3 separate regions of the Homo sapiens genome follow, and all the other regions are linked to region 2. Evidence: chromatin contacts called from ENCODE Hi-C or POLR2A ChIA-PET data. All regions are on one chromosome and are shown on one strand. Each heading gives the region's core, a stretch centred on a gene start or an enhancer-like site at or near the end of the contact. The rest is flanking DNA. Distances are from core to core; before and after follow the strand shown. Region 1 overlaps SYNPO (synaptopodin). Region 2 holds the start of HMGXB3 (HMG-box containing 3). Region 3 has its middle 56 kb from the start of MIR145.

Region 1 (3,668 bases), core at 1,021-3,520, 660 kb before region 2:
GAGGAGAGGTTGGGGAGAGGGCAGTGACAATGAGAGAACAGCCAGGCGCTGGCTTGGGAACTGCCGGTTTCTCAAGGCTGCCTCCTGCTAGTCCTCTGGGAAATGCAGGTAGAAATGGATCCTCTATGCTACTGCCTCAGCCAGAGGCCTGATGGTGTCCCTTCCCTGGGAGGGGCCCTTAGCCCCAGTCTCCTGTGCTACAAGGGACCCAGCAGCAGGTAGGGGCTTTGGTAAATATAGTCACTCATCATTAACTGAGTAAGAGCACCTTCTCATCTTCACAGCAGCAGGAGCATTCCTGAGGCCCAAGGAGCCCTCTAAGGTCACTCTTTCATTCCAAAGCACCCTGTCCCAACCCTATCTTCCATACTGACCTTAACTCCCTCCAGCCTCACTTGGGGGTTCCAGATCTAACATCACCCCGGTAAGTCCCAAACCCAAACTGTCCCTCACCTTTAGCAACATCCTGGTATCCTTTCACCTACATACGTTTGATCCTCAGCCAATTCCATACCCCCAGCTGATCCTGAAGCTAATATTCTGAACCTCTAGAAGGCTCTACCAGCCAACTCTGGAAACTACAGAACTCAGCCATATTCCTCCCTGAGTCCCCCCTGGGGACCTGAATCACAGCCACCAAGGTTTAGGGAACCAGTGAGGGCCTGCAGCCAGGCTCCCCCAGGTCACTGGGCACCAGGCACTAGCTAGGTCAGAGTGCACTGGGGAAGGGATGGGGCAGGATAATGTCTACTTTTCTGGGCACGATATGGACACTGGGACTGAGGTCTGACACTGAAGAAGGGGACATTTCCAAGGGGACCAGAAATACAGGCAGACCCTAACTTAACACCCTGCTCACGTACCCAAGCTCATCGGCCCCTAAATTCAAGCCCAACTAGCCCACCACCACCACCCACCCCCGACTTCCTAATATCATGGAATGCATTTCAAGACTGGAAGAGCCCTCAGGGGTCATCTGAGCCAATCCTGTCCCCTGCTAGAATCTCCTCTATGCATCCTGGCCATGCTTTTCATATTTCCCGTAACAAGTAACTCTTTGTCTCTCTCTTTCCCAATAAGCAACCCCAAACTGAGGGCAATCAGGTAAAGTCACATGGTAGCTCTGTATCTCTTCTCTCCCCAGTTCAGCTTTGAGCCCAGAACCTGCCATGAATGGGCCCAGAAGGAACAGATGAGCTGGAGGCCCAAGTCCTGGGCCTAAGGGAAATCACTGCCTTATAATTCTCTTATGGCTGCAGATAAGATGTCCTGGACAGTCTGAACTGGGATGGAGAAAGTAGCATGACAGGGACCCGGGGAGAATTTTCCTGCCTCTTCCCTCCAGAGGGGATAGTGGGACACCTTGAGCTGGCCTGGGAGACCTCTCTAAAGGTCATTGTGATAAAAATAGAGCTTGTCTGGGAAGGGATGGAAAACAGCTGCTCCTGCCTGGGACTTGGTGCCAGGGAGCCGGATGGTCAGGCCAGTGCCTGGACATGCGACACAGGCCTAGGACCTTCTGAACACACCCCGCTTGCCAGACTCCAGACAGCAGAGCCAGGAGGGGAGGGACGAGTATGGAACCCTGAAGGTAGCAAGTCCAGGGGTCCATATACACACTGCCCCGCCTCATCCAAGGCACTAACTAGTGTGTGTGTGTGTGTGTGTGTGTGTGTGTGTGTGTGTGTGTGTGAGAGAGAGAGAGAGAGAAAGAGAGAGTGTGTGTGCATCGGTGTGTGTACTGATGGGAAGGGGAATTTTGACGTTTGTGGATTGCCTTGGCCAAAGCCACCATTAAACAGATGGGAAAGCTGAGGGTCAAACAAGGAAGGGTCTTACCCAGGGTCACACAACAGCTGAATGAGAGCAAGGGCTAGAACTCAAGCTTGCGTCCCTAACCCATCCCCAACCCCAGAGCTCTCCTCTGCTGACCCCTCATCTCTGGGGCTGCCCAAAGAGGCCAGACCCTTTGGGTCCCCCAGGTCTAATGAGCCTTCTTCTGGCTCTGCCCTCCCGGGGTGGGGTCGGGGGTGGGGCTCTAGGTGGTGCAGGAGGCCTCGGCGGGGAGGCTGCCACGCTTGAGCCGAAGGCTGCCATTCCACCCGCGGGGACAGATATTGTAGCCCAGGATGCCTGGAGACTTAGCCCCGGAGTCCTCGGAGTCGAGGGACACGTCGGAGTCCGTGGGCGAGCGGCGGTAGAGGAAGGGCCTGGGAGGCGCGGGCAGCGGGCTCCGGGGACTGGTGCAGGACGAAGGACCGGCGGGCAACGGGCTCCGCGGGATGGGCGCGAAGGCTGCCCCCGGCACAGCAGCCGAGCCGGGGCGGGCGGGCTGTGGCGAGCGCATGCGCGGGGGCGGGGGCGGGGGCGGGGGCGGGGGCGGTGGCGCCCTCGGCGGGGAGAAGGGCCGCGGGTTCTCGGCGCCCGCCGACCGCGGGGAGGCGCTCTTGCGCCGGGCCGCATTGATGATGTTTCGCGCCAGAAGCGCCTGCAGCTGGCGGCTGGGGGGCCGCGCCTCGGTCTCAGGTCGCAGCGGGGACACCGAGCGCTCGCTCCACGAGGGAGACATGGGCGGTGGCGGCGGCAGCGGCGGGGGGCTGCTCATGCTGCTCCCGCGACCTGGCTCCCACGGGCCCGGGCTCACCCAGCCGTCTAGGCTGCTGGGGGGCCGGGACGCGCCCGGCGTCCAGGGTGGGGAGGTGGGCAGGCTCTCCCGGCGGTCCTGGGGAGAGAGCAGAGAGGGTGGGGCAGGCATTAGTGCTGAGGTCTTCCACACCGGGCTTTAGGAAGGGACGGAGTCCGATTTGTCCATTACACCGAGAAGGGAAGCCACCGATCCAAGTCAGGTAGTGCCTGCAATAAAACGCAGGCGCCCAAACTCTCAGCCCGGAACGCCTGAAGAGTCCCCGCTGTCTTGTGTCTGCCTCCGTGTTAAGAAGACTCGCTTTGGAGAGAGCCGCCTTAACTTACTAACTGAGCTTGGGCAAGTTACTTCACCCCTCTGGGCTTCAGTTTCTGCTTCTGTAAAATGGGGTGTGATAACAGTACTTAACCTTATAGGGTTGTTGTGAGGGTTAAATGAGATAACTGATGGAAAAGAACATTACATATATCGGCACATTCCTTGGAAGAAAGTGCTCAATAGATGTTGATTACCATAAAGAAATACCAGAAGGGCTTGGCGCGGTGGCCCGCGCCTGTAGTCCCAGCACTTTGGGAGGCCGAGGCGGGTGGATCACCTGAGGTCAGGAGTTCGAGACCAGCCTGGCCAACATGCAGAAACCCTGTCTCTACTAAAAATACAAAAATTAGTGGCACGGTGGCGCGTGCCTGTAGTCCCAGCTACTGCGGGGGCTGAGGCAGGAGGATCGCTTGAACCTCAGAGGCGGAGGTTGCAGTGAGCCGACATCGTGCCACCGCACTCCAGCCTGGGCAACACAGCGAGACTCTGTCTCAATTTAAAAAAAATACTAGAAGGATATACATGAAACTAACCAAAATGGTCACCTGTTAGGAAATGGGGTGAGAACAGGAACAGGGCACACAGTCTGAGGCACTGGGAGCTGCTCTGTCTGTGGCACATCCCGGGAAGCTTTCAGTCAGGCTAGCTGAGGGAGGCTTCGGTTTCCCCATGACTTAGGGAGAGGAGCTGGGAGGGAGGTCCCGGG
Region 2 (4,174 bases), core at 1,568-4,067:
CCAGGCTGGTCTTGAACTCCTGGGCTCAAGCGATCCTCTTACCTCAGCCTCCCAAAGTGCTGTAATTACAAGCGTGAGCCACCACATCTAGCCTCTGTTAAAGACTATTATCTGTGTCTGAGATGCTTAACAACCTTCCCAAGGCCACCAAGCCCAAGCAGGGACTTGAGAGATAGATTTTTAACTCAAAAATCCAACTCCCTGGGCCTTCTTTCATTATGCTACACTGCTATCCATCTCTACTGGCAACCCTCCAAACCAGCACTGTTCAATAAACTCTGATGATGGAAATGTTCTACATCTGTGCTGTCAAATATAGTAGCCACCAGCCACATATGGCTATCGAGCACTTGAAATATGGCTAGTGTGACTGAAGAATTGAATTAGTTTTATTTTTAAATTTATTTATTTTTAAGACAAGGTCTCACTCTGTCCCCTGGGCTGCAGTGCAGTGATGAGATCCTGTCTCACTGCAGTCTCCACCTCCCAGGCTCAAGTGATCTTCCCACCTTGGCCTCCCAAGTAGCTGGGACTACACATGTGCACCACCAAGTCTGGCAAATTTTTAAATTGTTTGTAGAGATGAGATCTCATTATATTATCCAAGCTGGTCTCAAACTCCTAGGCTCAAGCAATCCTCCTGCCTTGGCCTCCCAAAGTGCTGGGATTACAGGCATGAGCCACCACCACACCTGGCCAATTGTAATTAACTGAAATAGCAACATATGCTAGGAGCTAGAGACAGCACAGATCTAAACAGTCATCTGACCAACCAACATCAGCTCTCTGGTGCTGGGCTAAAAAACAGAGAATCTACTAACAGCTTTTATGTCTAGGAAAAGAGGCATAAAAAACTTAATAACCAGTTCAAGAAGAGTTAGTTTTTTTTGTAGCCAAGTTCTAAATTGGACTTTTACCACAAGTCTCAATCCTTGGAGGGAGAAAGGCTCACAGAAACCACTTGAATTTTACAAGAGGAAATAACATAGTTGCCCCTGAAAATCTGTCAGGAGGAAATTTAGAATTCTGGGAAGAGGCAGTTGTGGTGGTAAATATGGGACTGATACGTGCAGTACAAAGCCCACACACCTCTCATTTAGACCTCACTCCACAAATAAGGTATAATGAGCACTGCATGTGGAGTCAAGAGACCTAAACTCTAACCTTATGATCTCAGAGAAGTCTATTCCACATCCTAAATTTCAACTGTTTCTACTGTGAGAAAAGGATGAACCCAGTGGCTCCTAGTCTTTTGGAGGCAAGAATTCTTTTGACAATGTTGCGAAAGCTTAAAAAAACAAACAACTACAACAACAAAAAACCTCTCCTAGAAATTGCAGACACACTGTATTTCACCTATAATTTTCAGGATATACCCCAGGTAAAGCACACATTATTCCTTAGGTTCTTCCTAGTTCTCTGTCATCTCTAAATGATTCCTCTTCCTATTAAAAACAAAAACTAAACTAACAAAGAAAAACAAAACAAAAACCTACATTCTAACTGCCATAGTGCAACCCAGGAAGAGAACACAGTCTACAACTTGGCTGGGTAAGCAATAGGCCAGTAAAGGATAAGGGAAGCAGTAGTTCAAATCAAGGCTACGTGGGGACTGCGCTTTTTTGCCCTGAATTGACTTCTGGGCGGCTGAAAGCCTTGTGGAGAAGGGCAGTAACTGCAGGAGAGCATCTGTAATGAATGGCATATAGGGTACTAAGCACCCTGCGCAAAACGGGTTAGGAAACACTCATTACAGCCACCTTGGGCTGAGGGCAGGAAGACAACACCCTACGGTTTTGTTTGTTTTATTACCCTGTTCTAAGCCTGAGTACAAGTTTGTTATCAGACTCGAGGCAGCAGTATAGCAATGCAAAAAAAGGCAGGACAATTTAAGGTTAAAAACGAAGGGCTCTAGAGGACAGAAAATCCGGGTTCTAGTACAGACTACACCAGTCGCACCAGCACGGGGACCTCTGACCTTAAGCAATCTACTTACCCTAAGTCTCCGTTATTTCATCTGTAAAACAGAGTTAAGGTCAATACCTGAAATATGCGAGACACTTTCTCTGTCCCATCAGATCCTCCTTGGAATCTCACGAGATTGCCTTTGAGGGCTCAGCCATGGGCCACAGTTTGACTCTGGGCTAGCTCCTTTCCCTCATTCTGGGTCATGAATGAAGCAAGAGCCAAACCAGACAAAGTCTTGGTCAAGCTAAGACGTCTGGGACATCCGAATGTCCCATACGGATTGCGGAAGGAGGACACTAAGGCTCAGTGGCCCTACTTTGTGGAAGACTCAGTAGAGGCTCAGAGAGCCGCAGCATCCAACTCGAGGTCGCCCAGCGGCTCGGCGCGGCCCTCGAAGGCGGGACTTACCCGGAGGAGCGTGCAAGCTGCGCCGCTCACATTCCCGGAGGCGCTTGGCCCGGCGGCTGGACGAGGGGGATGGCTGGCGCACTCGCGCTCCCCGCTGTCGGCGAGAGGCGGCTCCAGTCGTGACAGCAGCAACAAGGAAGTGGAGGCGAGGGCTCGCGCGCGCATCCCGGGGGCTGAAGGAGCCCCGGCCCCGCGGCCCCGCCCGGCGACACACGGCGCGGAGTCGCGACAGCCCCTCTCGCTTCCCCTCCTCGGAGTCGCGATATGGGGTCCTGAAGGGCAAGAATAGGAGCACAGGTTCGCTCCGCAGGCTCCTCACCGATGCCTGCCGAGGGCCCCGGGGGTCAAGCCCCGGGGAGCTCGAGGAAGACGGCAGGGACACGGTCGTCACCGAGGCACCGGTTTGGCGGCTGCACCGGCAGTAGCGGCACACCACGGATCGCCAGGGAGACCCGTCCCGGCGGCCCTCGCGGCGCACCGGAAGCGGTCGGCAGCGCGTGACTGCATGCGACCCCTGGCGCAAGCGCAACAGCCCAGCCCTAGCTTGGGAGCGGACCCACACGAACTGCTCAAAGGCTTGGAGCGGGTCTAGTAAGGCGAACGGACTGCTTCCGGCCAGAGGTCCCGGGCGGAGGAGGAAGCTGTGGCTGCCGGCGGTGGGACGCCCCGGCCGCTCAGCCCCCGGGCACTGCTGTGGGGCGTTCAGGTAACAGGGGCGGGGCTGTGCTGAGCGTGAGGGATCTAGGCCCCGCCTCACCTTTCAGAGCCACGTCGGGCGCTGGGAAGCCTACAATACCACCCTCTCCTCAGCACGACGTTCAAGGCCTGACCTCAGCCTGTCTCAGTCTTTCCCTCTCATTCAGGATCGGGTTCATACGTAGTGCCGCATCAAGTAGCGCCTTCATCACTCCAGTGATCTGCCCTCAATCCGTCTCTCCCACTGGCCCACGAATAGTGATGGTAGTGAGTTCCTGGAGTGACTCAAGCTGAGCTGAATGACCGTATGGAGAGCTTCCGTAAATCAAATAGGGATTGGATTGGATTGTCCTTTCTCTCCAGTGTCACAAGTTGTCCACATTTGTACAAGTTCCCGCACAACCCTCACTGTATTCCAGTCTGCCTACTTCTCTGCATCTACCGCCATCACCAACCTTCTAGCCACCATCATCTCCTGCCTGGACTGATGTAGTTCTCCCCACATCCCCTCTACAATCCATTCTCCACGAAGCAGTCAGATTGATCATTTTGCACTGTAAGTCTGATCAAGTCACTCCCTGCTTAAAACCCTCCAGTGTCTCATTCACTTAAAATAAAATTCAGACGTCTTAGCTTGACCAAGACTTGTCTGATTTGGCTCTTGCTTCATTCTCTTTCTATGTCTCCTCTCAATATTAGTAGTTCCCAGAACCAGCTATATAGCACTCTGTAGTGTTTGGAGTGCTAGCTTTGTTGTGAGCCTCCTGGGTTTGAATCCCAGCCCTGCCACAAGTAAGCAATATTAAGCAAGTAAAGTGCTTAACAAATGAGGTTTACGCAGTAGATCCTCCCACCTCAGTAAATGGCACCATCATCTGCTGGATTCCTCAGTGCTCAAACCAGAAACCTGGGCGTTATCCTTGACTCCTCCTTCACCTCACATCCGGTCCAGCACAGGGCTTGCAAAAACATAGCCCCAGACTGACTACTACTCACCATCTCTCTATTACTACTCTAATCCAAGCCACCATTATCTCATGTGGACTCCTGCTTTTTTCTCTGATACCCTTCCATTCTTTACACAGCAGTCATCTCTCCTTCC
Region 3 (3,660 bases), core at 1,113-3,612, 510 kb after region 2:
CAAGTTCTTCATGCCATCACACCAAGTCTAACCCTCTAAAAAGTCTTGTTCCTCATGCTAACAGTTGCTTCAATAACAACCTCATAAATTGGTGGTAAAGACTCACTGGTTTCCATTACATATTGAAAGTTTGGATTCTAAGGCTGATAATCTGCTCATATGGGATAAATCTATCTTGCTTTTTTTTTTTTTTTTTTGAAACAGGGTCTCACTCTGTTGCCCAGTTTAGAGTGCAGTGGCATGATCATGGCTCACAGCAGCCTCAACCTCCTGGGCTCAAGCATTCCTCTGCCTCAGCCTTCCAAGTAGCTGTAGCTGGGACTACAAGTGCGCACCACCATACCCAGCTATTTATTTTTTTAGAGACGGGATCTCTCTGTTGCCTGGGCTGATCTCAAACTCCTGGGCTCAAGCCATCCTCCTGTCTCAGCCTCCCACAGTGTTGGGATTACAGGTGTGAGCCACTGCACCCAGCCTTAATGTCTTTTTAAATGCCCCTATCTGCAGTTTCTGTCCTTAAAGGAAAATGTCATATATTTATAACTGGACATCAGGAAGGAAAGCACTGTACATTAATTTTACTCTGAATGATTGCCTGTGCCTTTTTATAAAGTCACATTCAAATGTGCATTGTCACCCAGGAGAATATCAAGCCTAATAGGAGGACTTTGCTGCTTGCAAAATCTGGAGATACCTTACTCTGTGCTTTTTTGTCCCTGGATACTATGTTTGGAGTGGTGACAAGCTTAGAGAAATGAGAAGAAAATGGTGATGCATGGAAAGTAAACAGTGAAATGGTTGACTCTTGAAGCTCTGGTCTTCCTTTGGAAAAATTCCCCATTCAAGGTCACAGAGCTTTTTAGTGGCAGGGCTAGGAAAGAACCCAACTGGTACACTTTTGGCCACTGAACTGCTACTCTAGGCATGGGGCAGTGATTTTAAGTATGATTCCAGAACCAGCAGCACCAGCGTTGTCTGCGTATTTGTTAGAAATGCACATTCTTATGCCCTGCCACAGACCCACTGAATGGAACTCGGGCTGGAGTCTAGTAATCTGTGTTTTAAGAAGAAACCCTCCATCCTGGCCATCCCCAGGTGATTCTGGTGTGCAATAAAGTTTGAAGAGCCACTGGCAAACGAGAATGAGACTGAATGGGTGGCAGAATGAACTGGGAAGGGATCTGGTGCAAGACCTATTATTTGTTTCAGTATCCTCATCTATAAAGGGGGAGTAATCACCAGGCTGTCAATCTGCTGCTAGTCGTGAGTATGGAATGAAGTCAAATACCACAGGACTTGCCCCAGACAGTGGAGAGCTGAAGGCATGTCTTAGCTTATAAAAACTGCTCATTTCTTCCCAACTGTACATTTGGTGACATGGTAGCTTGAAATTAGCTGTGGTGAGAAACTGGAAAACCCTACAATCAGGGCCTGCCTCTCAACCCCAGCTGGATTAAGAGAAAATGTAAAATTAGGAGAGAAATCTGTTTTATGTATCTTAGCAGGACTTCAAAATCACATATCATGAATCTAGGAAGCCACACATTTCCCAGGTGTGGGGTAAGAAGAGAAGTGCCTAAAGCCAGACATGCAAGTTTGAGAGTTCTTATTCCAGGAGTGATAGGTGAAGTTGCAGAGCTATGTGAATTCTTCCAGCCTGAGGGTATTGATGTGGAAGTGAGGGCTGAACACAGAACTCTGAGGGATATGAAGCTAAAGAATGATTAAATACTGGAGAAGAATGGGAGTAGTCACAAAGGAGGACATCCAGAAAGTTAGTCATGTCTTATGAAGAAGTCAAGGAGAAAGCTGTATTGTTTATTAGTCATGGTACTTAATGACAAACTCTTGAATAATGGCTTTATGCAAAATGTCTTTCTCCCTAATGTGAGCCAAGTAACCTGCCTTCAATCTTCTGACAACACCATCTGGAACTTGAGGCCTTCCAGACTGACGCAGCAGAGAGGCACACCAGCAATGAACTGGCTGAGCTGGGAAGTGACACACACACATACCACTGTTACGTAGTTTATTGGCCAGAACTACTCAGCCCCCATCTATTTGCAAAGGAAGTTTAAAGATGTGGGGAAGAGGATAGGTATGTAGTTCCTTCTAATGTTCTTGCTCACAAATTGTATGTACTATTTTAGAGAAAGTTGAGTGTGTACAGAAGCAGTCTCTGGCTGTTTGTACCCTCAGGTATCTAGGCTAGATCTTCCAGGAAGGCAGAACCTCAGGCTGTAAACTCAGATGACTCTCCACTGGCTCCTTGCCTGGTTTTCAGGGCTTGTCACATAGGAAAACAAGCCATGCAGTCCCCTGTTGCTAGGAAATGCATAAACATAGCAAGAAATAACCTGCCCATCTGCTGAGGGTTTAGCATTGCAACTTTCCCATAAATGACCAACAGCTGTTTGACTTTTGGGGGGCAATATCTCTGTGTTGGTGGCATAGGAATAAGGAAGAGAAGAGAGGACCAGGCATGATGACTCACACCTGTAACCCCAGCCCTTTGGGAGGCTGAGGTGGGTGGATTGCTTGAGCTTAGGAGTTCAAAACTAGGCTGGGCAACATGACAAAACCCCATCTCTACAAAAAATACAGAAATTAGCCTGGCATGGTGGTGTGTGCCTGTAGTCCCAGCTACTCAGGAGGCTGAGATGGTAGGATCACTTGAGCCCGGGAGGTTGAGGCTGCAATGACCCATGATTGTGCCACTGCACCCCAGCCTGGGCAAAAGAGTGAGACCCCCATCTCGAAAAATAAGGAGAAGAGAGTAAGGTTTTTTTTGTTTTTTTTTTTTAAGGCAAAGGCCATATCTCCCTTTCCCCTTGTACTCATAGAGTCTAGCATAAAAAGGTGACCAGTAAAACTGCTGTTGAATATTAATGTACATCAGGATAGTATTCGCTTTCTTTCAGCAGTTTTGACCCAGATTTGTGGTCAGTTAAAACCCTACTATTGGCCAGGCATGGTGGCTCATGCCTGTAATCCCAGCACTTTGGGAGGCCAAGGCGGGTGGATTGCTTGAGGCCAGGAGTTTGAGACCAGCCTGGCCAACATGGTGAAACCTGTCTACTAAAAATACAAAAATTAGCCGGGTATGGTGGTGGGTGCCTGAAATCCCAGCTACCCAGAAGGTGGAGGGAGGCAGGAGAATCACTTGAACCTGGGAGGCAGAGGTTGCAGTGAGCCAAGATGGTGCCACTGAACTCCAGCCTGGGCAACAGAGCGGCGAGACTCCATCTCAAAAAACAAACAAACAAAAAACCCCTGCTATCTCTTATTCAAGATCTGTTGTCAGGTCACATCTATCTTGAACCTATGCAAAAAAAAAAAAATTGTTTTGTTTTACCCACATGCCAATTGTAGATTCAGAGCTTTTTATTTTATTTTATTTTTGAGATGGAGTCTTGCTCTGTCACCCAGGCTGGAATGCAGTGGTGTGATCTCAGCTCACTGCAACCTCTGCCTCCAGGGTTCAAGTGATTCTCCTTCCTCAGCCTCCCGAGTAGCTGGGATTACAGTCGCGTGCCACCATAGCCAGCTAATGTTTTTGTATTTTTAGTAGAGACAGGGTTTACTGTGTTAGCCAGGGTGGTCTCGATCTCCTGACCTCGTGATCCACCCGCCTTGGCCTCCCAAAGTGCTGGGATTACA

What was found. A loop is a pair of places that touch in the nucleus more often than their neighbours do. ChIA-PET counts read pairs that join two places held with the same protein, here RNA polymerase II (POLR2A). Pooled maps may share reads with other maps.
Region 1: a loop to region 2 is called in a pooled map, with 5 times the contacts of the local background. The contact joins the enhancer-like site here to the promoter of HMGXB3 in region 2. A Hi-C loop is called at or near these places in 4 of 50 pooled maps.
Region 3: a pooled map of gastrocnemius medialis shows a loop between it and region 2 (4-fold over the local background). The contact joins the enhancer-like site here to the promoter of HMGXB3 in region 2. A Hi-C loop is called at or near these places in 1 of 168 maps with a recorded cell type or tissue (breast epithelium) and 1 of 50 pooled maps. POLR2A ChIA-PET finds 5 or more read pairs at or near these places in 1 of 52 experiments (GM12878).

Annotation. Positions count from the first base shown.
Region 1 is chr5:150,655,458-150,659,125 of GRCh38, reverse strand. SYNPO (synaptopodin) reads right to left here. Exons shown (of 3, transcript NM_007286.6): 3 at 1-2,722. The coding sequence ends at 2,039. Among named protein-coding and RNA genes, the nearest start is that of MYOZ3, 4.0 kb to the left of the region's middle. RefSeq lists silencers at 2,325-2,384, 2,525-2,744. Within about 2 kb of position 2,270, at least 19 of the 41 ENCODE cell types and tissues checked have a DNase peak (open chromatin) inside an H3K27ac peak, as active enhancers do.
Region 2 is chr5:149,999,382-150,003,555 of GRCh38, reverse strand. It overlaps HMGXB3 (HMG-box containing 3), which reads right to left and starts at 2,817. Exons shown (of 20, transcript NM_014983.3): 1 at 2,377-2,817. It overlaps TIGD6 (tigger transposable element derived 6), which reads left to right and starts at 2,902. Exons shown (of 2, transcript NM_030953.4): 1 at 2,902-3,082. RefSeq lists enhancers at 1,923-2,002, 2,890-3,678 and a silencer at 3,083-3,162.
Region 3 is chr5:149,484,558-149,488,217 of GRCh38, reverse strand. No RefSeq gene overlaps it. Among named protein-coding and RNA genes, the nearest start is that of MIR145, 56 kb to the right of the region's middle. Within about 2 kb of position 2,362, at least 27 of the 41 ENCODE cell types and tissues checked have a DNase peak (open chromatin) inside an H3K27ac peak, as active enhancers do; they include breast epithelium, where a contact is called at or near this core.